Linked DNA regions of Homo sapiens: regions 1, 3, 4, 5 and 6 are each linked to region 2. Evidence: read pairs that join two places in POLR2A ChIA-PET (ENCODE). Cell type or tissue: MCF 10A. All regions are shown on one strand. Region 1 overlaps TRERF1 (transcriptional regulating factor 1). Region 2 overlaps TRERF1 (transcriptional regulating factor 1). Region 3 overlaps TRERF1 (transcriptional regulating factor 1). Region 4 holds the start of LOC124901317 (a long non-coding RNA gene). Region 5 overlaps TRERF1 (transcriptional regulating factor 1). Region 6 has its middle 32 kb from the start of UBR2.

Evidence for each region. ChIA-PET counts read pairs that join two places held together with the same protein. Peaks named below come from ENCODE experiments on the same cell type or tissue, not always from the same donor. Only the 100,000 strongest peaks of a DNase experiment are listed, where the experiment ranks them.
Region 1: POLR2A ChIA-PET joins it to region 2 with 11 read pairs; 7 of 35 experiments call an interaction of 5 or more read pairs at or near these places.
Region 3: POLR2A ChIA-PET joins it to region 2 with 38 read pairs; 4 of 35 experiments call an interaction of 5 or more read pairs at or near these places.
Region 4: POLR2A ChIA-PET joins it to region 2 with 34 read pairs; 6 of 35 experiments call an interaction of 5 or more read pairs at or near these places.
Region 5: POLR2A ChIA-PET joins it to region 2 with 29 read pairs; 9 of 35 experiments call an interaction of 5 or more read pairs at or near these places.
Region 6: POLR2A ChIA-PET joins it to region 2 with 15 read pairs; 6 of 35 experiments call an interaction of 5 or more read pairs at or near these places.

The regions. Positions count from the first base shown.
Region 1 is chr6:42,292,453-42,296,452 of GRCh38, forward strand. All of the region lies in intron 4 of TRERF1 (transcriptional regulating factor 1), which reads right to left. Among named protein-coding and RNA genes, the nearest start is that of MRPS10, 77 kb to the left of the region's middle. In MCF 10A, no CTCF peak of the experiment used is centred here; a DNase peak (open chromatin) is centred at 2,489.
Region 2 is chr6:42,402,639-42,406,638 of GRCh38, forward strand. All of the region lies in intron 2 of TRERF1 (transcriptional regulating factor 1), which reads right to left. Among named protein-coding and RNA genes, the nearest start is that of TRERF1, 47 kb to the right of the region's middle. In MCF 10A, a CTCF peak has its summit at 871; DNase peaks (open chromatin) are centred at 1,063 and 1,983.
Region 3 is chr6:42,337,183-42,341,182 of GRCh38, forward strand. The region is part of intron 3 of TRERF1 (transcriptional regulating factor 1); the gene reads right to left. Among named protein-coding and RNA genes, the nearest start is that of TRERF1, 110 kb to the right of the region's middle. In MCF 10A, no CTCF peak of the experiment used is centred here; a DNase peak (open chromatin) is centred at 1,709.
Region 4 is chr6:42,546,127-42,550,126 of GRCh38, forward strand. LOC124901317 (a long non-coding RNA gene) reads left to right here and starts at 899. Exons shown (of 2, transcript XR_007059578.1): 1 at 899-2,213; 2 at 2,818-3,046. RefSeq lists an enhancer at 1,767-1,946. In MCF 10A, a CTCF peak has its summit at 1,636 (motif pointing left); a DNase peak (open chromatin) is centred at 1,585.
Region 5 is chr6:42,276,996-42,280,995 of GRCh38, forward strand. The region is part of intron 4 of TRERF1 (transcriptional regulating factor 1); the gene reads right to left. Among named protein-coding and RNA genes, the nearest start is that of MRPS10, 61 kb to the left of the region's middle. RefSeq lists an enhancer at 2,432-2,944. In MCF 10A, no CTCF peak of the experiment used is centred here; DNase peaks (open chromatin) are centred at 2,386 and 3,396.
Region 6 is chr6:42,530,049-42,534,048 of GRCh38, forward strand. No RefSeq gene overlaps it. Among named protein-coding and RNA genes, the nearest start is that of UBR2, 32 kb to the right of the region's middle. In MCF 10A, a CTCF peak has its summit at 2,195 (motif pointing left); a DNase peak (open chromatin) is centred at 2,183.

The sequences.
Region 1 (4,000 bases), 110 kb before region 2:
CCAGAGACATCAAGGAAAGGCCATAGTTCGTTCAGTAGAATTGTTCACTGACAGCAGGAAACAGAATGCAAACATGCACATGACTGGCTCATCCTTGCAGGAAGTCCGAGAGAGAGAGGCCTACAAGTCTACACTGGTCAGTGCAATTCAAGGGGTGCAAAAGAGGGAATTGGTGTGGCCACGGGTCAGGCTGAGTTCTCTAATTTGGTGTTACTGGTAACGAAGGTGGTTTTCTACTTTCTGGGATATGGCTCTCAAGCAGTTCAAGACCCCCGAAGAGGAAATGAGACGCAATTATTTAGTGGCAATCTAAAGCTTAATTGTATCCAGTAGAATATCACTTTACCTGGTATCACCACCTAAAAAAGTTAGAAGGGGTGGGCCCTGTTAGCTGGAGTCATTTCAGTTCCTCTATGATACCAGATAAAGTGATATTCTACTTCGTTTTCTGTTTCAAGAGGGTACCCAGCTCTCCAATTCCAGAAAATTGGTAGTAACTCTGTCCGTATATACCATTTCCTTACTTTTAGTTACAGCCTTTCCTGCTTAAATGACATCCCCCTTTAAGGAACTGGGGACACACTGCCTGGAAGGGCTGTCCCAGGAAATCGGGTCTGGAGTGGCCTCTGTGGCCACATGTGCCACCTGATCTGATGGGCACATGGGCCTTCCCTGGTGGAAGCTCCTGACTCCCTCAGAGCTCATGCCAGCCTCACAGACGTGGAAAAAGAAAAAACGAGGCCAATCTAACCCTGACAGTTTGTGGGGGACACTCTCATACCCATTATTTCTCTGTGAGGCAGGCCCAGCAGGAGGTTTTATTTCCACCTTGAGATAAGCTATGGAAGCTCCGAGGGAGGAAGAGAGAGTTCCAAAGGATCACACATCCTGGTAGAAGCCAACTCAAGGGAGATGAGAACCAAAGGCGCCCGGTCCCAGGCCAAAGAGCCTCCAAAGACCACAAACCACTGCTACTAGAACGAGGCCAGAGCCTCCACATGGCTTGAGTGTTGTCCAAAAATACAAACAAGAAGACATCACTGAAGTGCAAAGAAACAAACTCCTATTTGTTTCTATTTCATCCATAAAAATGTCACAGCTTTCTCTGAATAGCTCTCATGTTGTCCTCCTTTTTCTCTCCACTCTTGGCCTCCTGGACCTGAACCAAGTCTCTCCCTCTCCTCTTAGTTCCGTGAACACAGATTATCTCCCTCTTCACGGGACAGTCACAGGAAATCTAAACATTTTCAGATGGGGTTCTTTTAAGCCCACTTCCCCTGTCCTCCACCCACCCCCCACCCTGTTGCTGTGTATTCAGGAAATGCAAACCCAATATAAAGATAACCCGGACCAAACAGAAAGAGAGATGTGCCCTGTGACCTGGTTGGGCAAATGACTTCCCCTCCTTGCACCTCAGACTCACCTTCTGCAGAATAAAGTTGGACCTGAGGAGCTCCAAGCCTCTGTTGGACGAATCCCCTGAGACCCTGCCTGGCCTGTCCCAGGACACTGAACAATCTTGGGCCAGGATATCAGGATATTGAGATACTAGGGTTTCCCACCAATGACACCTGATCCCTAAGGATCTGAGCCCTTTGGGGAAACAATGCTAGAAGTCAGGATGTCTGGATTGCAGTCTCAGTTCTGCCATCTTTTGGAAAAGAGAAGAGAGTGAGTAGGGGTAGGAATTAGGGGTAAGAAGTAGGGGTAGCTCTAGCTATAATGTAATTTTTTTTTTTTTTTTTTTGAGACGGAGTCTCGCTCTGTCTCCTGGGCTGGAGTGCAGTGGTGCAATCTCAGCTCACTGCAACCTCCGCTTCCTGGGTTCAAGCAATTCTGCCTCAGCTTCCTGAGTAGCTGGGATTACAGGCGTGCGCCACCACGCCCGGCTAATTTTTTTTTGTATTTTAGTAGAGACAGGGTTTCACCATATTGGCCAGGCTGGTCTCGAACTCCCGGTCTCATGATCCGCTCGCCTCAGCCTCCCAAAGTGCTAGGATTACAGGCATGAGCCACCGCGCCCGGCCTTAATGTTGCAATTAAAAAAAATAGAATAATGGCTATGACTGGTATAATAATATAATGAAATGTTTTTAGAAAGGTTCCACCAATGGTGAGAAGGAGCCAACGGCCAATCTCCAGGGCAGCACGTGAAGATTTGATGTAGAGCATATTTCCACCACTTTTATGTGGCTCTTTAAGCACAGGAGCTCTTGGCCTGGGGCACCTCCTGTCTCTATACCCGCAATAACCCTGGCACCCCAAACTCCTCAGATAATGTGTCCCCTGACTTCCTGGTCCTGAAAAGGGTCTCCGTCTGCATCTAGGACAATCCATTGTTGCAATGTACAGAGCTAGCTGACAAACAGAACCCAACCTGAGGTGTCATCTGATGAAGAATGTTTAATCTACCAGGTAAGCTCTCCATGGGCAAGGTCAGTTGGATGGCATTAGTAATCAACCTTGGCTCACGGCTCTGAGTAACCAGAATACAGAAGGGGCAGGAAGGATGAATCATGATCAGGACAGAGGCTGTTAATAGACTTTGAGGTTTGCTGGTGGGAACAAGGGGTGGGGTGGGGCTGGGCATTTAACTCCATGCAAACAGGCTTGGCCACTCGGCTGGGCTGGAAATGTCCAATCATCTTGGGAGACTGGGATAACAAAGAAGCCCCCTCCCTAACTCTAACAATGTCCCTGCTTAGTCCCCCTAGAAACCTTCACCCTTCTAAATATTTGAGCAATGCCTGGAAAAAGATAAGAGGTGAACTTCAAATAATTTTTTGGTGCTCCCAAGAGGCTGAACTTTTAAAGTTGCCAATCCCTGTTTTACAGAAGTGAGGTGGTAGCCCAGATGAGCTGAAGCATTAGTCAGAGAGACAGAAGCCATGTGGAAACCCATTCAAGACCTCCATGTTCATCAGCTATGAGTGGTCAAACACACTTGGGAAATCTGGTGTCAAATGTTAGCCGCAGGACTTCTGAGGGCTTTTGATAATGGGAGATGGTGCTCCAAGAGGGACCACAAAGGCCATCTGTGGGGCTTTCTAAACCCCAGTTCCTACCACTTCTACACCCAGGATGCATGAGGCTCCTTCTCCAGCAGCCTCACCTTGGCTGCCCCATAAGACCAGCTCAAATCATCATCCAGCCTCATCCAGGAAGCCCTCCCTGACCATTGAAGGGCATCGTGTTTTTCCCTCTTGGATATCCACTCTGAGTACCTAACAATCTTATGAAGATGTTTTAGACTTTATGCATTTTTTTTGGTTACAAAGTCCTCTTGTGATGAATAGACTTTAATTTTAGAGTAGTTTTAGATTCACAGCAACTTTATGCATTCTTTTATAGTACTTGCCCACTATACAAAGCCCAGAGTCACTATAAATAGCAGGCTTTGAAAAAAAGACTTGTTGCCTGATAGATATCAAATCAGGAAACGACACATGTCTAGGTGTAATATAAAGCCATTTATTACAAGAGGGCGTGAAAAGTGAAGTCTCATGCCAGCTATAAGAATAGAGCTAAAGGACATTCACGACCCTTCTCCCCCAGCCCCATCACTGCTGAAAATGTGTCCTCAGAGCAGTAATGCCATCCCTTGATCTGGGGGCCCTGCAAGGGAAACCTCCACAGTGAGTCCACGCAGCCCCAGCCCCACCACGGCACCAGGACACAGGGCACAGCTCAGCGGGAGGGCCAAGATATGGAGTGTGGAGGTCTAGGCCCCATTTTCAGAACCCCTGGTTTACATCTTCCACAAACACTGGCCAGACCAGTGCGTTCTATCTTCCCTCAGATTATTTTTAAAAACACCCCAGTTCAAAGAACATCATAAAGAGGCTGGGATTCCCACATTTACATTAGATTTCTGCCTCCATTTTAATCTCATTTTATAAACTGGCTTTGTCAATTTAAAAGCATCACCAACAAGAACACTGGCCTTGAAGTGGTCTGTTCTCAGTCATAGTTATATGAACCACCACTGACCAAGCACTGA
Region 2 (4,000 bases):
ATTCTTATAAAGTCATTTCTTATCAAGCTAAGTCTCCCCATGTGGTCACTTATTCAACAAATATTAACGGAGCACCTACTACATCAGACACCATGCTAAGTGCCAGATACACAAAGGTGAGCAAAACAAGATCGAATGCTGCCCTCATGGAGATTCTAAGTCCGGACTAGCTGCTTTACATACCTTTTCTCATTTAATAGATCCATCTTACAGATGAGAAAACTGACGCTAGGAGAGGTCAGGGAAGTCACCCAGGGTCGCACATTAATTAAGTGGGGAGCCTGGACTCACACCCGCTTCTGTGGCACCCTGAAGGTGAGGCTCTCAGCCACCAAGTTGCTGACAAAGAGAGAGGAGCGAGGTCCAGTCCCTGTTCTGAGGAAGCTGGAGCCTAGTTAGGACAGGGACAATAAAGAAAGTATTGGGGTGCAAAAAAGAAAGTACTGGGGTGCTCACAGAGAGGGAGCGGCTCACGAGACAGAGACAGCAAACCTCAGCTGGGGTAGATTCTGGACATCTTCCCCAAAAAAGGCCATGAAAGTGGGAGGGAAATAAGGCCCAAAAAAGCAGGTAAAAACGAGGCTGGTGCTAGGTTGTCTCCCAAAAATTCACGGCCACCTGGAATCTTAGAATGTGATTTTATTTGGAAATAGGGTCTTTGCAGACATAGTTAGTTAAGATGAGGTTATACTCATCTTAAGCTCACCTAATCCAATGACTGATGCCCTTATTTATAAAAAGAGAAAATAGCGACACACACATACACACACACTCACGGAGAATGCCACGTGACAATGGAGACAGGGATTGCAGTGATGTTGCTACAAGCCAAGAAACACCCAGGATCGCCAGCAGCCACCAGGAGCCAGGAGAGAGGCACGGAGCAGTTTCTCCCTCAGAACCCCTGGACGGAACCAACCTTGCCAATACCTTGATTTCAAATTTCCAGAACTGCAAGAGCAGACATTTCTGTTGCTTTGAGTCATCCGGTATGTAGTACTTTGTTTCAGCAGCCCTAGAAAGCTAAGACAAGGCAAGGTCCAGGCAGGCTGTGCACATTGTGTTAAGGAGTTTGTACTCCACCCTGCAGGTGTGGGGCAGATTGTAAGCAGCAGAATGGGATACATTCCAGAGCGCATTTTGTAACCGGAGCTTATATCCTTCAAATCTATGGTCTCCAGTCCTAGAGCTGTTAGTGTCCTCCAGGGCTTCATTGTCCACTGTCCATGCTTTCCCTGCCCACATTCTTCTTGCTGGGCTCATCCGCACTGACAGACTTGAAATTCCATGAGACCCCCCCCAGGCCTTGCCACAGAGCCCGCTTGCAGAGAACCTAGCTCCCAACTTGGTGCCAGGCATGTATGGGGCACTCCGTGGGTGCCTCTCCGGCCACTCACCACTCTGCCTGACCCCACCCCACCTGCAAGAGGGAACATGCTGTGCCTGGGAGTCTTGAGTACTAGACTCAAGTACTAGAATCTGTTTGCAGATGGTGCCCGACTCCAGCCAGGACATTCTTCTGAGCAGATGCCTCTAACTGTAGTTCCCATGGGTTTCTCAAGCTCAACATGTCAAAAGGTAATCTCAGCTCAACATCTTTCACCTTATTTCTCTTGGGTTCCTCCTCATCTTTGTCAATGGTGCCACCAAGCATCCAGTAACATGCTAAAAGCTGGGGGTCACCGTAGACTCCCCTGCACACCTCCACATCCAGGGAACTACAAAATTATCTCTCCATTCTAGTCCTACTTTTTCACTCCATAGCACAATTCTAATCATTTCCTCTCTGGATTCTTGCTGTGGCCACGTGATGCATTTTCATTCCTCTAAGACTCCCCCTTTTCTCCCCTACCCCCACCCCAATCCAGCCGTCTTGAATGTGAAGCCAATGCTGACTCCAAGAAGCACGGCTTTCAGAAAAGCTACCTCCAGCCCACTGCACCCAGCCTGAGGGCCTCTGGTGATTCACAGGCCTTAACCCTGTCAGGAGCCCCACCCAACCTCATTTCCTTATCCTCTCACCCCAGCAGGATACTCTCCTCCTGCCTCTTGATCCTACCGTCTAACCGCTCTCTGTGCCGATTCCTGCTTCCTATCAGAGCTAAGCAAGTGCAGAATCCAAGGCCCTAAGGAGCTAATACCTCAGGGCTGCTGCTTTCTCTTACTAGGAAACTCTCACTTTGGGTTTTCTTTGTGTTCATCAAAAGAGAACAGTTCTCATTTGCAGGACTAAGAGAATTCCTCTTGCCTAAGGGTGGGACAGGGAGATTGAAGGGTCACTAAAAGTTTTACATATTTAGTCAAAGCTAATATACCCACCCCCAGGCTACAGTCAGCAGATAGGTCAGTTTCTCAGGGGGCTGGATAGGGTTCAAAGTTGCAGACCAGTGTAACAGCAACCACCACTTACAGCTGTGCTCCAGAACTCTGGGTATTATTTAATCTTCACGGTAACCCTACCAAACTAGGTGCTGTTATCACTGCCACTTTATAGACAGAAAAGTGAGGCATTAAGGGTTAAGTACTCTGACTCAAAGTCTTACAATTGGGAAGGGAAAAGGCAGCAGTTAAGGACCATCCCAGCTGTGTTCCAGTGAGGTCACTTACAAGGAAGGGAGGGAATTTGGTTCACACAGCCTTAAGATGCGAGGCCCCAGCACACAAGGTTATACTGATGTGTGCTCAGGGATGGAGACAGAATTTGAATCTCCTCCTGTGGGACTCTCTAGGCCTCCATTTCCTTATCTGAAAAACAAGAATGATTAGCCCCACCCAGAAGAGTTATTGGGAGGATTTAAATTAGATGATGTACGTTCAATTACAAAGCAAAATGCCTGGCACACAGAAGGTGCTGCTTCAAACTGAAAATAGACGGGTCTGGTGCGGTGGCTCACACCTGTAATCCCAGCATTTTGGGAGGCCGAGGTAGGCAGATCACCCGAGGTCAGGAGTTCAAGACTAGCCTGGCCAACATGATGAAACCTTGTCTCTCAAACAAATACAAAAATTAGCCAGGCATGGTGATGCACATCTGTAGTCCCAGCTACTTGGGAGGCTGAGGTGGGAGGACTGCTTGAGCCTGGGAGGTGGCAGTTGCAGTGAGTTGCGATCACACCATTGCATTCTATCCTGGGCGATAGAGCCAGACCTTGTCTCAAAAAAAAAAAAATTAAAAAAATTAAAAAAAATAAAAAAAAAATAGGGAAGGGGCAGAAGATCAAGACAGAGAGAAGCAGGCAGGGGGAAGCAACTACCTGCCCCTGTGGAGTACAGGGAAAGTGTTACTGACCCACCATGCAACAAAGCCCATGACACAGAAGCACCGTCATTTCCAAGGGGCAAGAATCCTTTGTGATCACAAAAATAACAAGAGCAGCAGCTAGTGTGTATGGAAGACCTGGAAAGTTCCAAGCACTTTCCAGATACAACTCAGTTAGTCCTCCTCATATCCCTAGGAGGTAAGTTAGTCATCCTCATTTTACAGAGGGAGAAACTGAGGCTCAGAAAAGTTGGCTGACTTGGTCACAGTTATGGAGGCTGGCAGCTGTAAAGCTGGGACCTGGCCCCAGGTGACTAACTCCAGGTCCCACATCCTATCAACTGCTTCCCGAAAATCAGTCAGACCCCCTTCCTGGTTCCTGACCTTCCTCTTCCCTCTTCATCTCAGAATCTTCTTGCCCTTCACCCTCTTCTCTTCTGCCCCTCTCCTCACTCCACGGAAGAAGATGAACTCTGGCCAGTGCCGATGACTCCTCTTGTTGAAAGGGCATTGGTACAGAGGAAGGACCACAGGCAGAGCAGGCAGAGGCCTCTGTCCTGGACCCAAGTCAGCCCAGAAAGGAGCTCACATCCCAGTCCCTGCACACCCCAGTTCCCTCAGCTCACAGGTTGCAATCGGGCTCCAATGAGTTAACAGACCTGGGTATGTCCAGTATATCCTAGACGACTGCTCAAATCTACCTAATGTCTTCTGGAACCTTCCTCAACAAATGCTGCCTCT
Region 3 (4,000 bases), 65 kb before region 2:
CTGGTCAGGGAAGGACAATGGGTAGGGGCCAGAAGACCCCTCTCAGAGTGGGGCTGGACCAGCTGTGTGCAGCCCGAGGGCCAGGGAGCAGGAACTGTAATACCCTTCATCTTCTTCAACAGCTGAAGCATCTTTTTCCACTTGGTCTTTTACTCTTGGAAAAGCCAGGCTCAAGTTCTAATACCGCTCCTGATCCTCAAGGAGGTTAGCTGGAGCAGGTCTGAGGCCCCTGCGGTTTTTCTCTGGGTTCAGGAACAATCTGCTCTGCTCCTATTTATTGAGTCCCCGCCTGCAGATGAGCAGGTGTGATCCCCATCCTCAAGGCCCACCAAGTCTACTGGGAGAGGCAGCCACGCTCAAACCACTATCCGGAGGCAAAATGAGCCACAGACAGGCACGCGTAATGTGAGAGCTCAGTGGAGGGGAAGTGATATCAACAGTGGGCATCAAGATGGCTTCAAGGAGACATGGCCTCTGAGCAGAGCCTTGAAGGACACACAGCCTTCTAATGGGGAAGCAGGGGAGGAGCTTAAGCAGGAGGGATAGCATAAGCAAAGGCATGGAGGTGGGAAAGCCGCAGATCAATGGTTCTCAACCTTGGCATATGAAAACCTCCCGATGAGCTTTCACAGGCTGATGCCCAGGCCCCATCAACCAGAGATTCTGAGGCAACTGATCTAGGATAAGGTCCAAACATTGATATTTATTAAAAGATCCCCAGGGTTGAGGGTTGAGACCCTTGCTACCTGGACCAGCAACAGCAGCAGCAGCACCTAGGTGCATGTTAGGGATGCGGAGTCTCAGGCCCTACCCTGGACCTCCTGAAACAGAGTCTGGATTTTAACAAGAGCCCCCAGGTGATTGTGGGCACGTGAAGGTCTAGGAAGTCCTGCTCCAGAGGAGTTACATTGAAATCAGCTGGCTTACATTTTTCTGATCAAAGGCACCTGGCTCACTGCTGTGAGGAAGTGGCAGGACCCAAAACAATACCAAACGACCAAAAGCAGCACTAGCCACGTGTCAGAGCTGGCCTCTGCTGGGCACCATGGGGAAAGGAGGGTCACCATATGGCTCAGGCACAGGAGAGAGGGAAGGAAGAAACTTGGGGGTAGGGAAATGGGCAACCGGTCTTCTGAACAAGACTGGGATTCTTCTGAGGCAGAGAGAAGAAAAGGAGACCTGGGTCACGGGACGTGGGTAGGGGGATGCACGCCCGCACACACGCATGTGCACAGAGGTATGAAATTCAAAATGGTGCTAAAGAAGTGTCAGGCTCTAAGAACTACTGCCAGAAAGTGAGTACTAAATTAAATGCATATGCTCATTAGAATGGAATTTTTAAAGAAATTAACAAGCACTCTCCTGTTCACCTCTGGAAAGCAGCAGTGTTACTTCTGAGAATTATGAGCTGGAAACCAGATCAAAGGTAGACTCACGTGGTGCTCCCTCTGCCACCTCCCTTCCTCACACACCATTCCTAGGAGTCCTTCAGGATTTATGACGGCTCTCCCTGCACCCAGCCTGCCATCCTGCATCCAGATCTTGGTAGTAATCAACCATGTGGCTAGAATGGGACCTACCAGAGGTCCTTCCGCACCATAATACCAGGGTTCCCACATGGGACTCTCTGCACTGCCCACACTCAGGAACTTCTCAGGAACGTGAGCTTTTTGTGGTGGTGACTCAATGTATATTTGTTTATCTTTATATTTTTTTCACAATTGGTCTGTGCCAGACAGTTGGCTGACTAACCCACCAGTAATCCCTAACCTCTCCTGCCCACCTCCACTAGAGAGGCTGGAAAAGCTAAATCATCTTTTTCCCAGCCTTTCTTGCAACTAGGGGTGAACACATGCTACTGCCAGGACTGACGAAAGCAGCAGCACTCGGCCGAAAAGCCAAAACACGAAGAAGGGCAAAGCGGAAAGACTGAAAACTCTTATCTATCCTTGAGGTCACTGCTGAACTGCAGGTCAATACCAGATAACCACTGCCTCTATCCAAACTTCTGGTTTATGAGAAAATGTGTTTCTCCATCACCATTCCTTTGTTTTTCTGCTACTTACAGCCAAAAGCATGCCTATGGTCTTTCCTGTCCTCCACGTCTCTCCTTCCATCTGCTTCACCTCCTTGCCTATTTACTGTTTCCATCAGTTTTTGTACCACCCTCTGCTCCTTTTTTCCTTCATCTTTTCCTATTCATCTCCTCCGTCCCCAACTCACAATATAATAGCAGGGTCGGAAAACCAACCCACTTTTGAAACATCAAGTCTTAATGTCCAATCAGTCCTCAGGCAGCAACTACTTCTGAACCCAGGAAACTCAATAGCTACGAATTGTACCCAAAGCTGCAAAAAACAATAAGCAAATTCTATTATGTTGTTTCTTTACTTCTTGGATTACTTTTCTGAGCTAATAAAAGCACATAAGGATATTTCACAAGTGTGTTTATGTTTCTATTTAACAAACCTTGAATTTCATAGCAGGTATCAAGCCTCAGCCAAACCCATGCAGACTGACAGATCAACAAAGACAACAGGCCCTGAACAAGTAGCTCTCCTGAGAACAGATGTGTAAACAGAAACACAATGTATGAATTAGCCCAGTGCTCTTTCCCAGGTAGACTGAGAGAATCTGGACACTACCTGTGGCTGAGCCCTGGAGCCACCAGAATTTAATCAGATACGTGATTAAGAAAAGTCTATTTTAATGCTGAATAAGATTTCTATCTTTCAGTTTACTACTTAATACATATTCAAACCAACATGTTTTCTGCGACCATCAACATGTCTTGACCTCTTTTAGGGTATGAAGTGCTCAAAGGCAAGAACTGTGTCCAAATGGCACCACGTCTTTCCACCCTGCACCCACCCCAGGGCTAAGTCTTGTCCTATCCTCAAAACAACAGCAATCAAGTCAAAATCAGAAATTGCATAGCAGTTGCCAGTCACAACCAAACAACCATTTCTTACCTGTACCTGCTACAGAAATTACTCATATTTTCAGGGCTCCCTCATTTCAAGAATGATTCACATTTTTTTTGTGACTCAGACACACCACCCCATTACTGCTCTAGCTCATAAGGAGTGTGGAGTGACAGCTTTAAGGGATGTGTTAAGTACCCCCAAGACTACCTTGGAGGGAGGGCAGGCAGAGAGAGGGATGAGGGTTCACCAGGCCCATTCACAGACGGTTGAGGGTTCTTTCTGGTGGCAATGTGCAATTTGTCAAAACATGAATATTGCTGCCATGTTCAACGTCTACTTATCAGCCCATAGATTAATCTATTTATTCTTTTAAAAGTAGCATTTTCCCCCCGTATTAGCTTTGTTTCTTCTTCACACACCACATAAGAAGCTTCAGAAAGGTCACCTTTCCTGAGTGATAAATATGGGCAAAAAAGAAAACTCCTCAATTTATTTTATTTATTTATTTTGAGACAGAGTCTTGCTCTGTCACTCAGGCTGGAGTGCAGTGGTGCAATCATAACTCACTGCAACTTTGAACTCCTAGGCTCAAGCGATCCTCCCACCTCAGCCTCCTGAGTAGCTGCGACTACAGACGTGTGCCACCGCACCCAGCGGCAAAAAAGAAAACTCTTCTCAGATCGCAGTAAATTAACATTCTCAGAGGATTCTTCTGAAATGATCAATTTCTTTCTAGAACTTTCTCTGATGGAGGAAGTTTCTCCTTCCTCCATAACACCCCTAGCTGATTGGATTTTAAGGGGTGATCTTCATGCCTATGGGTGCTGGGAAATTGTTTAGAACTAGTTACTCCAAGGACCCTGCCAGTTCTAAGGGGCCAAGGGCCCATCATTTCTTCCTGGGTTCCAAAACAGTCCCCCGTGTACAGTGGAGAACACAGCCTGGATTCCCCCCACATCCTTCCAGATTTGGGTGCAGGGTTTTCATGACCTCAAATCACTTACCAGCGGAGCAAGGAGTGGAAGAAACAAGAGGACTGACAGACAGAAAGCTCTAGGTTTGAACCCCGCTCT
Region 4 (4,000 bases), 140 kb after region 2:
TAACAGACAATCATTCAGTGCCTTCTAAATGCCAGACTCATTTAACCCCCATTAACACTCTATGAGACAGATACTATTATTATGCCCATTTTACAGATGAAGAAACTAAGATCCAGAGAGATTAGTTAACTCTTCCAAGGTCACTCAGCTAGCAATTGGAGGAACCAGGATTTGAACATACATAAATATTTGTGTATATTCATGAATAGTTTATGGAAAGACATACCCAAGCCGGGCATAGTGGCTCACGCCTGTAATCCCAGAACTTTGGGAGGCCGAGGCAGGTGGATCACCTGAGGTCAGGAGTTCGAGACCAGCCTGGCCAACATGGTGAAACCCTGTCTCTACTAAAAATATAAAATTAGCTGGGCATGGTTGCGCATGCCTGTAATCCCAGCTACTCGGGAGGCTGAGGTAGGAGAATCGCTTGAACCCAGGAGGCAGAGGTTGCAGTGAGCCGAGATCGCACCATTGCACTTCAGCATGGGCAACAAGAGTGAAACTCCATCTCAAAAACAAAACAAAAAAAGGAAAGACACACCCCAAACTCTTAATGGTGATTATCTCTCTACAATGGTACCGAAGGTCTAAGGTCTTTTAAATTGTTTGAATTCTCTTTTTACAGTTAGGGTTGCCAGATAAAATACAGGATGCCCACTTAAATTTGAATTTCAGAAAAAGAACAAATTGATTTTTAGTATAAGTACATCCCATGCAATACTTGGAACACACTTAAATAAAAAATTATTTGTTATGTCTCTTAAACCCAAATTTCACTGGGTGCCCTCTATTCGTATTTTCTAAATCTGACAACCCTACTTTTAGCTAGCCTTCATTTGGCGAGGCCAGCAATTCCCTTCAAAGTGAAATATCCATTCTCCGGCAATGTGCCATAATCTGATAAAGCAGGATTTTAATAGGTGGCCTAATTCAGATACTGAAGTTATTCTGTACAACGATGACAAATTAATTAGGGGTAATTCAGAAACAACTGTGCTTGAAGCTCTGTCTTCCCTTGATTTTTTTGACTGAAAGGGATGTGCCATCAATCATGAGAAAATTCAGGCGCCCTCCAAGATGCAGTTTGGCTCTGCCTCTGCCCGCTAGAGGAATTCACCCTGGACCAGATAGAGGCTTTTGTTTTTCAAGCCCCCTACCACTAAAAAGCAGGCATAGATATTAATGGGCATCTTGGATCCACATCTGGGTATTAGATTATTAGAAGGGCATCAGAATTTGCATGCGGTCCGAACCAGCCACTGCCTCCGAAGCCTTGCAGACCACAGTGCCTGCTGCCCTTCCTCTGGGTCCATATCACCAATCAGAATATGAAGTGTGTCTCCTTAACTGCTGATGACCGGAGCCTTCTGGGAATTCCTGAGGGAGGGGAAGGACTTAGCCTGTGGCTTCTAGTCCTGAGGATGCTCCCTTTGAATGTCAGTTACCAGCTGCTTATGGAAGCTAAGACAAGGGACATCAAGTACTTCGGGGTCCCAAGCTGTATAACAGGAATCGGTCACGTTCAAACAAAAGCTAGCTCCAGTGCTGAAGAGGAACTCCAGAGATCGAAAAGCTCAGCCCCACGGAGGTTGGTCCCTCCTCCGGCACTGCGGAGGCCAGCCTGGGCAAGGGCGCCCCCTGCAGGCTCCCGGCATCGGTGCCGGAGAAGCACGGTGGACTCTGAGCTGCCGCCGGTTTTGTGGGTGGCTTTGCCTCCCTCACTTCTAAAACCTCCAGCGGTGGCGGTCCCCTTATACCCTGCCTGGGGGGGATACTTGGAGAGGAGAATGAGGGGCTTCTTCCCAGTGGGCAGAACCAAAGGCAGTACCGATGACTTGAAGCTGGGCTCTAGAGAGCAAACAAGACTTTCCTGTATTCAAATTCGCAGGCAGTGATTTATGTTTAGGCCACTGGCTTGGCTGCCGGCTGTGGATTCCATTGACTGGCGGACAAAATTAAGCTCCTGGTTCCTCACGTGGATGCCATCAGATCCCTAGTGAAGAATCCCGTGGAACAAAGCTGTAGATGTTCTGATAAGATGAGAGAGGCAGACAAGTGGTCACATGACCAGAGAGACCGTGGAGGAGTGGATGCTGCCTTGGCCTGGGGGAGGACCCAACGTATTTAGCAGTCCACGCACGTGCTACTCACAGCAGCCCTGTGAGCTTATCCTTTCCCTACCCTTTTCTGTGCCTGGAGGCACCGGCCTAAAGGTAGGTTATATTTCACTGCTGCCCTCTCATCAGAGCCAAAACTATGTTGTCACAATTAATGCTGAATTCGGTAAAAGCCACCACTAAGGAGATGTACAGAAAAACAGCATTCCTGATTTCTTAGCATCTGATTTGTCAAGAATGGGTTTATAATCTGAATATAAAATGGCCCTTCCTACTTGCCCATCTCCTAAGCAGCAAGTAAAGGAGGGTGGAGGCATTGACTCCTCACTTTATAGCTGAGGATTTTCACTGACTCAGGAACATGCATGAGGAAGCCTACTGTTCTATCACAAGCCATTTACTCTCCTAATTGCTTCCAACATATAACTCCATGGTGACAGACCAAAGAGTGAGTAACAATAATGGGGACAGGTAAGAGTCCCATCAATAAATTGCCAAAACCCCAAGTACATCTGGTGATGCTACCTATGAAGGGATCTGATAAATACAAATAAGGAATTTTGAACTTTGCTTTGATAAATACAAGTGAAGGATTGGGACAAAGAGTGGGAAAACAAGGGAAAACTAACAAGTAAACAAATGAGTCTAAACTAACAAGTAAACATATGAGTCTAAAATGAAATTTCCCTCTACCTTTTAGGTTCTACATGATGATGGTGACCAATCTGATGAAAATCCACTAAGTAAACTGGGACAGGAACTTATAATTTCACAATTCACCAGAAAGATGAAAGTAAAAATGAAAACTCTTTTTAACTAAATGGTAGATAAATTATGAACAAACTATCCGGGAATCAAATCATAAAGGGGAAGAGGAGGGAGGCCGGGGAAGTACTGAATATGACCATAAACACAAATTTACTACATCAGTTAAGAGATCTTTGATTGAATTTATTTTTTCCAGATCAGAGCAGTTTTTTGTTTGTTTGTTTTGAGACGAAGTCTTGCTCTGTCACCCAGGCTGGAGTGCAGTGGCATGATCTCAGCTCACTGCAATCTCCATCTCCTGGGCTCAAGCTATTCTCCTGCCTCAGCCTCCCGAGTAGCTGGGATTACAGGTACGCACCACCCCACACATCTAATTTTTGTGCGTGTGTGTATTTTCCATAGAGACGTGGTTTCACCATGTTGGCCAGGCTGGTCTTGAACTCCTGACCTCAAGTGATCCACCTGCCTCAGCTTCCCAAAGTGCTAGGATTACAGGCATGAGCCATTGTGCCCAGCCTGATCCTGTTTCTTTTTGTAATGGCGCCTCCTAGTCAAGGATCAGCCCTCAATAAGCATGGGGTTATTCCCTCCAATAGGGAGCAGCACAAGCTACAACTCTAAGAGACTCCTCATGTAGCACTTGTGGACAGACTGAACCCAAAAGGAGCAGACTGGAATGTGTGTAGAGAATAGCCACACTCAATTAATGCTAATTAACACTCAGTTATTTGCAGACCATATAGGTGTGTAAACTCAACTATGGAAGAGTACAACTATTAGCCATTGGCAAAAGCAATTGATGGAAACAAATGCCAACAAAAATTGGTGAGTAAAAATCCTAAATGACTGGGCCAGGTGCGGTGGCTCGCGCCTGTAATCCCAGCACTTTGGGAGGCTGAGGCAGGTGGATCACAAGGTCAGGAGATCGAGACAAACCTGGCTAACACGGTGAAACCCCATCTCTACTAAAAAAATATACAAAAAATTAGCCAGGTGTGGTGGCGGGCGCCTGTAGTCCCAGCTACTCGGGAGGCTGAGGCAGGAGAATGGCGTGAACCTGGGAAGCAGAGCTTGCAGTGAGCCAAGATTGTGCCACTGCACTCCAGCCTGGGCGA
Region 5 (4,000 bases), 130 kb before region 2:
TTTGGTTGTCACTGTCACTGCCATCTTTCCTCTGGGCTGGCTGTAGTTCTTTACCAGGGACTTTAACATCGTCTCCCCCCTGTGACTACCATATGCCACTTCTCTCTCTTCCTAGCTGTCATGGAGCAGTATGGAAACTAAGGACATGGGGAGAGAAGTGGGAGCTGCAGGAGTCTAGGGTAAATTCCTGGAGGAGGCAGCCATGGTCTGAGTGGGCCTTGCTGATATATTCCTGGACACATTTGTTTCATACTACCTTCCCTAAGTATCCAACAGCAGGGTTCTGCCTGCTCCACCTCCAGGGCCCTGGCTGGGATGACCTCTCCTTCCTGTGTGGCTTGAGTCTCATATTGTGGCTCCCACCCTGTGAGGCCTGGGGTTGCCAGTTGCCCTTTTCTGCTTCTCCTTGTGACATTCTTTGGGGTCTTTTTGAAGCCTCATCCTCCCTCAGATTGTGAGCTTAAAGATACAGGTTTGTCCCGCAGCAGTCCTGACATGGCTAGGATTGTAGGGAGATTAGGAACATGGGCTTTGGCTCTGTGAATATGGGGTAGTTAGAAGAGCATTGGAAAAAGCTGAGAGTGGTGGCTCATGCCTCTAATCCCAGCACTTTGGGAGGCCAAGGCCCACAGATCACTTGAACCCAAGAATTTAAGATAACTCTAGGCAACATAGTGAGACCCCATTTCTACAAACAATTAGCTGGGTGTAGTGGCGTGCGCCTGTAGTCCCAGCTACTTGGGAGGCTGAGATGGGAGAATCACCTGAGCCTAGGAAGTTGAGGCTGCAGTGAGTGGTGATTATACCACTGCATGCTAGCCCTATCTCAAAATAAATAAATAAATAAATAAGAAGAAGAAAGAAGGAAGAAGGAAGAAGAAGGAAGAAGGAAGAAGGAAGAAGGAAGAAGGAAGAAGAAGAAGAAGAAGAAGAAGAAGAAGAAGAAGAAGAAGAAGAAGAAGAAGAAGAAGAAGAAGAAGACTGCAATAGAAGACAGGAGCCCTGGGCTTTGGTTCTACTGACTCCATGTGACCCTGGGCAAGTCATTTGCCCTCTCTGGACTTCAGTCATGGCTTTCTCTACATCCAGATAATTGAAGCGAAGTTTTTCTAGAGAGAGAGGCTGAATAAAATCCATACAATCTCTGCCTCATCTTAACCTGACTTGTAGAGACAAAATTCAGGGTTCTGGATCCAGTTGGTATTGACTGCATAGATCTGACGACTGTTTAGGGGGCAAATGCACGCAGTGTAGAGACCAATGTGGTCTCCACCTCTCCTTTTATGACACACAGAAGCTAGGGAGGGGAGGCGATGTTAAATTGATGTAACTGATGTGGCTGAGCACTTCCTGTATGACAAACTGCTCTGGGAGACTAGAATGGAACAAACTCCAACATAGTTACCTGGGATTAACAAACTTCACATCGGTACTGATAAAGTCAGCTACAGCCTATGGTTCCAAGGAGAAAGTAGCAGATGCAAATACAGAGATCCTGTGGGAAACTTACAACCACACTTACCGCACCTTTCAGCCTAAAGGGAAAGGTGCAACAGGCTCTGAGTGGGGCATGCCAGGGATGAGGACCACTCCAGCTTGCCTGGCTCCCCAGGAAGCTTCCTCCCAACCCACAGTTGATACCATCCCCCATCACCTGGTGGCGGTGAGGTTGACAGATGATCCAGCTGAAAGGTCTGCAGAAAGAAGATGGGACACAGGAGCATCAAAACAATCCACACGTGATTCCCTGAGTGACCCAAATGCTTTCATGATCACATGTGTCCCCTAAGGAGGAGCTGCTAAGAGAATTTCAGAATCAATCATCAATCAGATTGAAGACCTGCTTTGTGCCAGGAGAGATGAGAGGTCATGAGGGCCCCTGGCCTCATGAGGTTTACAGTCACATTAACTGAGGCCTCATAGCTCAGACCAGCATCTGTGTCCTGTCATCCTTTACAGTCTTTTATACCAACTCGCACTGAGGACCTTCTATGCCAGGGCTGCTAGGGGACAAAACTGTGTCTTTAAGATTGCAATCTGGGGAGGAGGAGGCTTCCAAAGGACCCCAAGGAATGTCACAAGGGGAAGGCAGAGAAGAACAACTGGTGACCCCAGGCCTCACAGGGTGGGAGCCACAATATAGGGCTTGGGCCTCACAGAAGGATGAGGTCACTCCAGCCAGGGCCCAGGAGGTGCAGTAGGCAGACCCTTGCTGTGGGGGACTCCGGGAAGGTCTCTGCAGGGCACCTGGCTGGAGGGGGTCTGGGCCCAGGGCCCACAGGAAGGATCCTCCACTCCTGCCCCCAAGAACTTGGGGCGTGGGGCCTTCTGAATCAGCACCTGGGACTTCAGCCAAACAAAGGATCCCTGGCCCTGCAGCTGTCCTGGGCAGGGCAGGGCAGGGCTGGGAGAATGGGAGGAGATTTCCCTCCGGCTGCTCTGATGAGGCCCCAGCGAAAGTGGGAATAAAGATAGAGGGGAAGTGGGCTGGCAGGGAGATCTGACCCCCTTGGCCCCACCTACAGCCTCAGAGTGAATTATTAATAGAAGAAAGCACAAGTCAAGCACCTGCAGGCTCTGTTGCTATCACTCAAGCTCCACACCTAGCGTCATGGGGCCAAGCGGCCAGAACAGCCTCCGGCAGGTGGGCAGCACAGACCAACTTCCTCTGCAAGGGACGACAGGGAGGGTGGTGGCTGGCGCTGTCACCACATCCTGGCCATGCACATTGAGATGGCACCAGACCCACAGACTCTCCAGGCCTGTGTGTGTGTGAGCTATACTCCCGAGCAGATCAGCTGTGTGACTTTGGTGTGTGGCCTTCCAAGACATCAAGCTGTATAAAAAACCAAAGGGTCACCCAGGGCCCCAGAGAAGAAGCGATCATCTTAAGGGACAACCACTCCCCTTTTTTTCTGGAAAACAGCTCACACAGTAACAAAGTCAGTGATGTACAAAGTCAGTATGTAAAATAACCGTGCAATAGTGTTCTTGTGTTTGGGTTGTCGTGGGTCCCCTCTGGGTCTCCTGCCTGCGTTTCAGACAAAAAGCCTGTGTAGAAGCCCAGGGTATCCCAGGTTATGACGTCGGTGCCACGGGGAGCATTCTGTAAATACCGGCGGCGACACCGAGCTACATACTGGGCAATGCCACGGTCCCAAGCTTTTCGCTTTTAAGATAAGGGGGCTCGGACAAGCCACAGTCCCTTTTGCTCAGACTTCTAAGGTCTTTTGGGGAATTCTGGGAGTCAACAAACAAACCCGAGGGGACCTCTGGCAACTAGGGCTGGAGGCCTTCCAGCAGGACTTCCTGAGTCGCTCCCTCCTCCAGGCCTCCGAGGATCCGGTTCTGGCCTCCTTCTAGAAGCCCTGGGGGATGGTGAGCCTCACTCAGGTACCCATCTCCCAGCAAGTTCGTGCTCTGAGGGAGGGCAGGGGGAGCCCTGGCTCGCTTGCTCACTTGCTCGTCTCCGGGACTCAGCTCATGCCTCCCCTGACAGTGTGAGTGAGTGCTCAGGAGGCACTGACCCAGGGCAGCCAGGAAGAAGCCTCTATGCCCTGCAGCCCTCGGGGTTCAGCCCAGCCACTTGGCCGTGCCTGACGACATCTCCCCTGTTCTTCATGGTGCTATGGGAGGCCAGCCTTCCCAGGCAGATGAGTGAGGCTCCTCATTCAAGGGTCCAGGGGGAGCCTCACCCTCATGGCACCCTGTGTAGGCTCTCGGGGCCCTTAGGAGGCTGCTGAGGGCGGGGAAAGGAAGGAGTGAGGGAGGAGGCCTGGAAGCCAATTAGGAAGATGTCCTTGAGAGGCAAGTCCATGGGAGCTGCAGAGAAAGTCTGTCAGGAGGACCTGGTTCCAAACTTGTTCCAAATCACAGCATGCCACGATGAAGAAAAACAGTATGTTTTAATTCATAAATGCTTCTAAGAATTCAGTGTTATGGAATAAAGTTGGAAGTGAAATTCCCCCTCACCTGAGATTCCCACTGTCTGGTGCTTTGT
Region 6 (4,000 bases), 130 kb after region 2:
CATCTCAAAAAAAAAAAAATACCACTGCACTGGAGAGAGTCATGTTAATGCACAGGGTTATTATTTTGTTAACACATAGCTAAAAATAGGAACGTGCCCAGTAGGGATTTTACCAGATAAAACAGTCCCACCAATCGAGAAACATCTAGTGAGTACCCATAAAGTGTCCTGCCATCTTGCCAGGATTAAGAGGCTTTTCTGGATGCCGAAACTTTAGTGCTAAAAGTGGGAAAGTCCTGGGCAAACCAGGATGCATTGATCACCCTAGTGGTCAGGTCTCCCTTTTAAACTCTAAAATGCTGATTCTAGGGTTCTATACATAGGAGAGAACCCTATACATAGGAGAGGTTTGTGTTTATGAGGTGTTTCCAGTCTAATAGTAGAAACATTGCTTATGAAATGAGGGAATGTGTCCACACTGAATTGTTCTATGAGGACTCATGTTGCAATAGGCTCACCAAAGGGGAAGGTTGGTTTGAACCAATGACCTTAATGGAGGTGCCTGAACTAGACTCAAGCAACAGAAGGATTTGTATGAGATGGAATTCAAGATGGGGGATGAGCGGGAGGTAGGAATCAGAGTGCTGTTGCAAGGAAGAGATGGTTTAGCACTCAGTCTCTCACCTGGCACTATCTCTAGTGTTGAACATAGGTTCAATCGAGTGAAATGCAGTTGGTAACACAGAATTGGGACACGTGTGGAACAACTGTCTAGGGTCCCACATTCTGAAATTCACAAGAGTGAACAATTAGAAATGGGGAAAACCATCTAAGAGACCCTCTCCTAAAACACTAAATAAAATAACGTGAAAGTTGTACAGCCAATATGTTTATCTTTTTCTCTTGGTTGCCAGAGTTTTAGAGCTAAATTTAGTGCCCAGGACAATCTCAAGAACTAGTTCCCATTTACTCCTTCCACTTCCTTTAATCAGGCATTGTTCTTTCATATCCTGAAATATCTTAGTTTGCATTGCTTTTAAAAAAATTACTGCCCAAAAGATACATTATGGAAAAATTAGCAAATAAAGGCAAATGTAAAGATGAAAGTTAAAATTTCTGAGATTCCACTTAAATATAACCACTGTTAAATATTTTAGTGTTCCTTCCCACATACACGTATCTGCCAACTTTTGCTTTCTGGATATCATACTGAATATGTTTTCTAACTTGCTTTTTTAACTTAATACTTCATGAAGATTTTTCCATTTCAATAAAATCTTCTATATCAGCACTCTTAGCTGTTGCATATTATTTCATTTCATGGCTGCATAATAATTTATTTGACTAGTCTCCTATAAGAATAGGGGTTTTTCTAGGTCCAGTTTTGTTCTGAATTGTGCAGTTGTCTGATCATTTCCTTGAGTAAAGTCCAAGAACTATAAGCCTTAGGTGAAAGTCTATTTAGAGGTTAAGAGTGAGGTTCTAGGGGACCGATTGCCTAGGCTCAAATGCTTTATTTTCCAGCTCTGTAGCCATGGGTATCTTCTTTTATCCTTCCAGCCCTTGTTTGGTTTTGTTGTTGTTGTTGTGTTGTTTTGTTTTGTTGAGACAGGGTGTGGATCCGTCACCAAGGCTGGAGTGCACTGGCACGATCATGGCTCACTGCAGCCTTGACCTCCTGGGCTGACCTCCTGGGCTCAAGCGATCCTCCTACCTCAGCCTCCTGAGTAGCTGGGACTACAGGCATGCACAACCATGCCAGCTAAATTTTTGTATTCTTTGTAGAGACAGGGGTCTCTCTATGTTGGCCAGGCTGGTCTCAAACTCCTGGCCTCAAGCAGTCCTCTCACCTTGGCCTCGCAAAGTGCTGGGATTACAGTCATGAGCTACCACGCCTGGCTGCTGTCCTTGTTTTTCATCTGAAAATACAGGCAATTGTGCCTGCTGCATAGGATTTTTGTGAGGAATTAAATAAGATAATGTTCGTGAAGCACTTAGCACAGTATCCAACCTAGAGTGAGCGCTCAATAAATATTTTCTGTAATTACGTTGCTTTCTCCAGAAGGATTATATCAATTTTCATTCCTAGGGGCAAAGTCAGGTCCTTTGGGGGAGCTTATAGGATTTAACTCACATAAAAATTAAAAAGTAGTAATACATGCTGGTCTTTTGTCCACTAAGATGACAGTGCCAACTTACCTCCACTGGAGGCAATTTCTCCAAGGACACAGGCTTGTCCTTCCACAAATGTTTTATCCAGTCCCCCTAGTGGCCAACAGGATGAACTTCCAAGATTAGTTCTCTAACCCTGTTAGAAAACTAACATTGTTCTTTCAGGGTTAATTCACAAAAGGGAAATAAAGTAACCTCAATTTTTTTTTTGAAAGAACATTTATAATGACCCAAGTAATATCCTTCAAAATCTTCACAGACTACTGCTTTCTAAATGTTGCTAGCTTTGTTTTCCAGATACCTACAGTTTGCTCCCAGGGAAGGATTACAAATCTGGCTAAAGCAGTGATTCACTCTTTTTCAGGATACTGAGACTCAATCTTGCCTGAGCCTCAGTAACCTGAAAAACAGAGATTCTCCAGAGATTCTGATTTAACTGGACAGTAGTGTGCCTGAGGATCAGATTTTTAAAAGCTCCCCAGGAGATGCTAGTGGTCAGCTGAGGCTGAGAACCACTAGGCTAAAGAAAATGGTCATCAGCTGGGCTCAGTGGCTCACACCTGTAATCCCAGCACTTTGGGGGATCGAGGCAGGTGGATCGCCTGAGACCAGCCTGGGCAACATGGCAAAACCGTCTCTACAAAAAATGCAAAAATTAGGCAGTCTCATTAACCCGCCTCAAAAAAAAAAAAGTTAAAAAGTTAAATAAAATTTAGGCCGGGCGTGGTGGCTCACGCCTGTAATCCCAACACTTTGAGAGGCCGAGGAGGGCGGATCACGAGGTCAGGAGATTGAGACCATCCTGGCTAACACGGTGAAACCCCGTCTCTACTAAAAATATATATTTTTAAAAAATTAGCCAGGCGTGGGGGCGGGCGTCTGTAGTCCCAGCTACTCGGGAGGCTGAGGCAGGAGAATGGCGTGAACCCGGGAGGTGGAGCTTGCAGTGAGCCGAGATCGCGCCACTGCACTCCAGCCTGGGCAACAGAGCGAGACTCCGTCTCAAAAAAAAAAAAGTAAAATAAAAGTTAAAGGAAAGAAAATGGGCAGGGATATGTCCTCAAATTCATTTTAACCTGTTTTCCATCCAATCCTCAATCAGACAGGCTTGGGAGAAGTTACTTCCTCTCTCACCTCTTTCTCTGCTCTTAGGAGGGGTCCAAAAAAAAATGAACAACCAGCGTAAGTAATCCCCATGTGTCTGCTACTCTAGTTGCCACTGACCATCTAGAAATAAAGTATGAACCACAAATGTGAGCTACAGATGAAATTTTAAATTTTCTAGTAGTCAAATTTAAAAAGATAAAGAGACGAGTGAAATACATTTTAACAATATATTTAATTTAACCCAAATATATCCAAAACAATATGTTTCAATGTGTATTTAATATGAAGCATTATGAACTATTTTATGTTTCTTTTTTATAGTAAGTCTTTTTGATATCTGGTGTGTATTTTACACTCACAGTTCATAAGGATCCATGAAACACCTATTATAGGCCAGGTGCAGTGGCTCACACTTATAATCCCAGCACTTTGGGAGGCCAAGGCGGGCAGATAATTTGAGGTTAGGAGATCGAGACCAGCCTAGCCAACATGGTGAAACCCCATCTCTACTAAAAATACAAAAATTAGTTGGGCATGGTGGTGAGCGCTTGTAGTCCCAGTTACTCAGGAGGGGGAGGCAGGAGAATCACTTGAACCCGACAGAGGCAGAGGTTGCAATGAGCCAAGATTGAGTCAATGCACTCCAGCCTGGACGACAGAGACTCTGTCTCAAAAAAAAAAAAAAAGGAAGAAACACCTATTACACTGCTGGGTAATTAGTACACTCTCAGCAATGCTCAGTTCCTTCTTTCTCAAGTGGAGGAGATGTACCAGGTCAGGG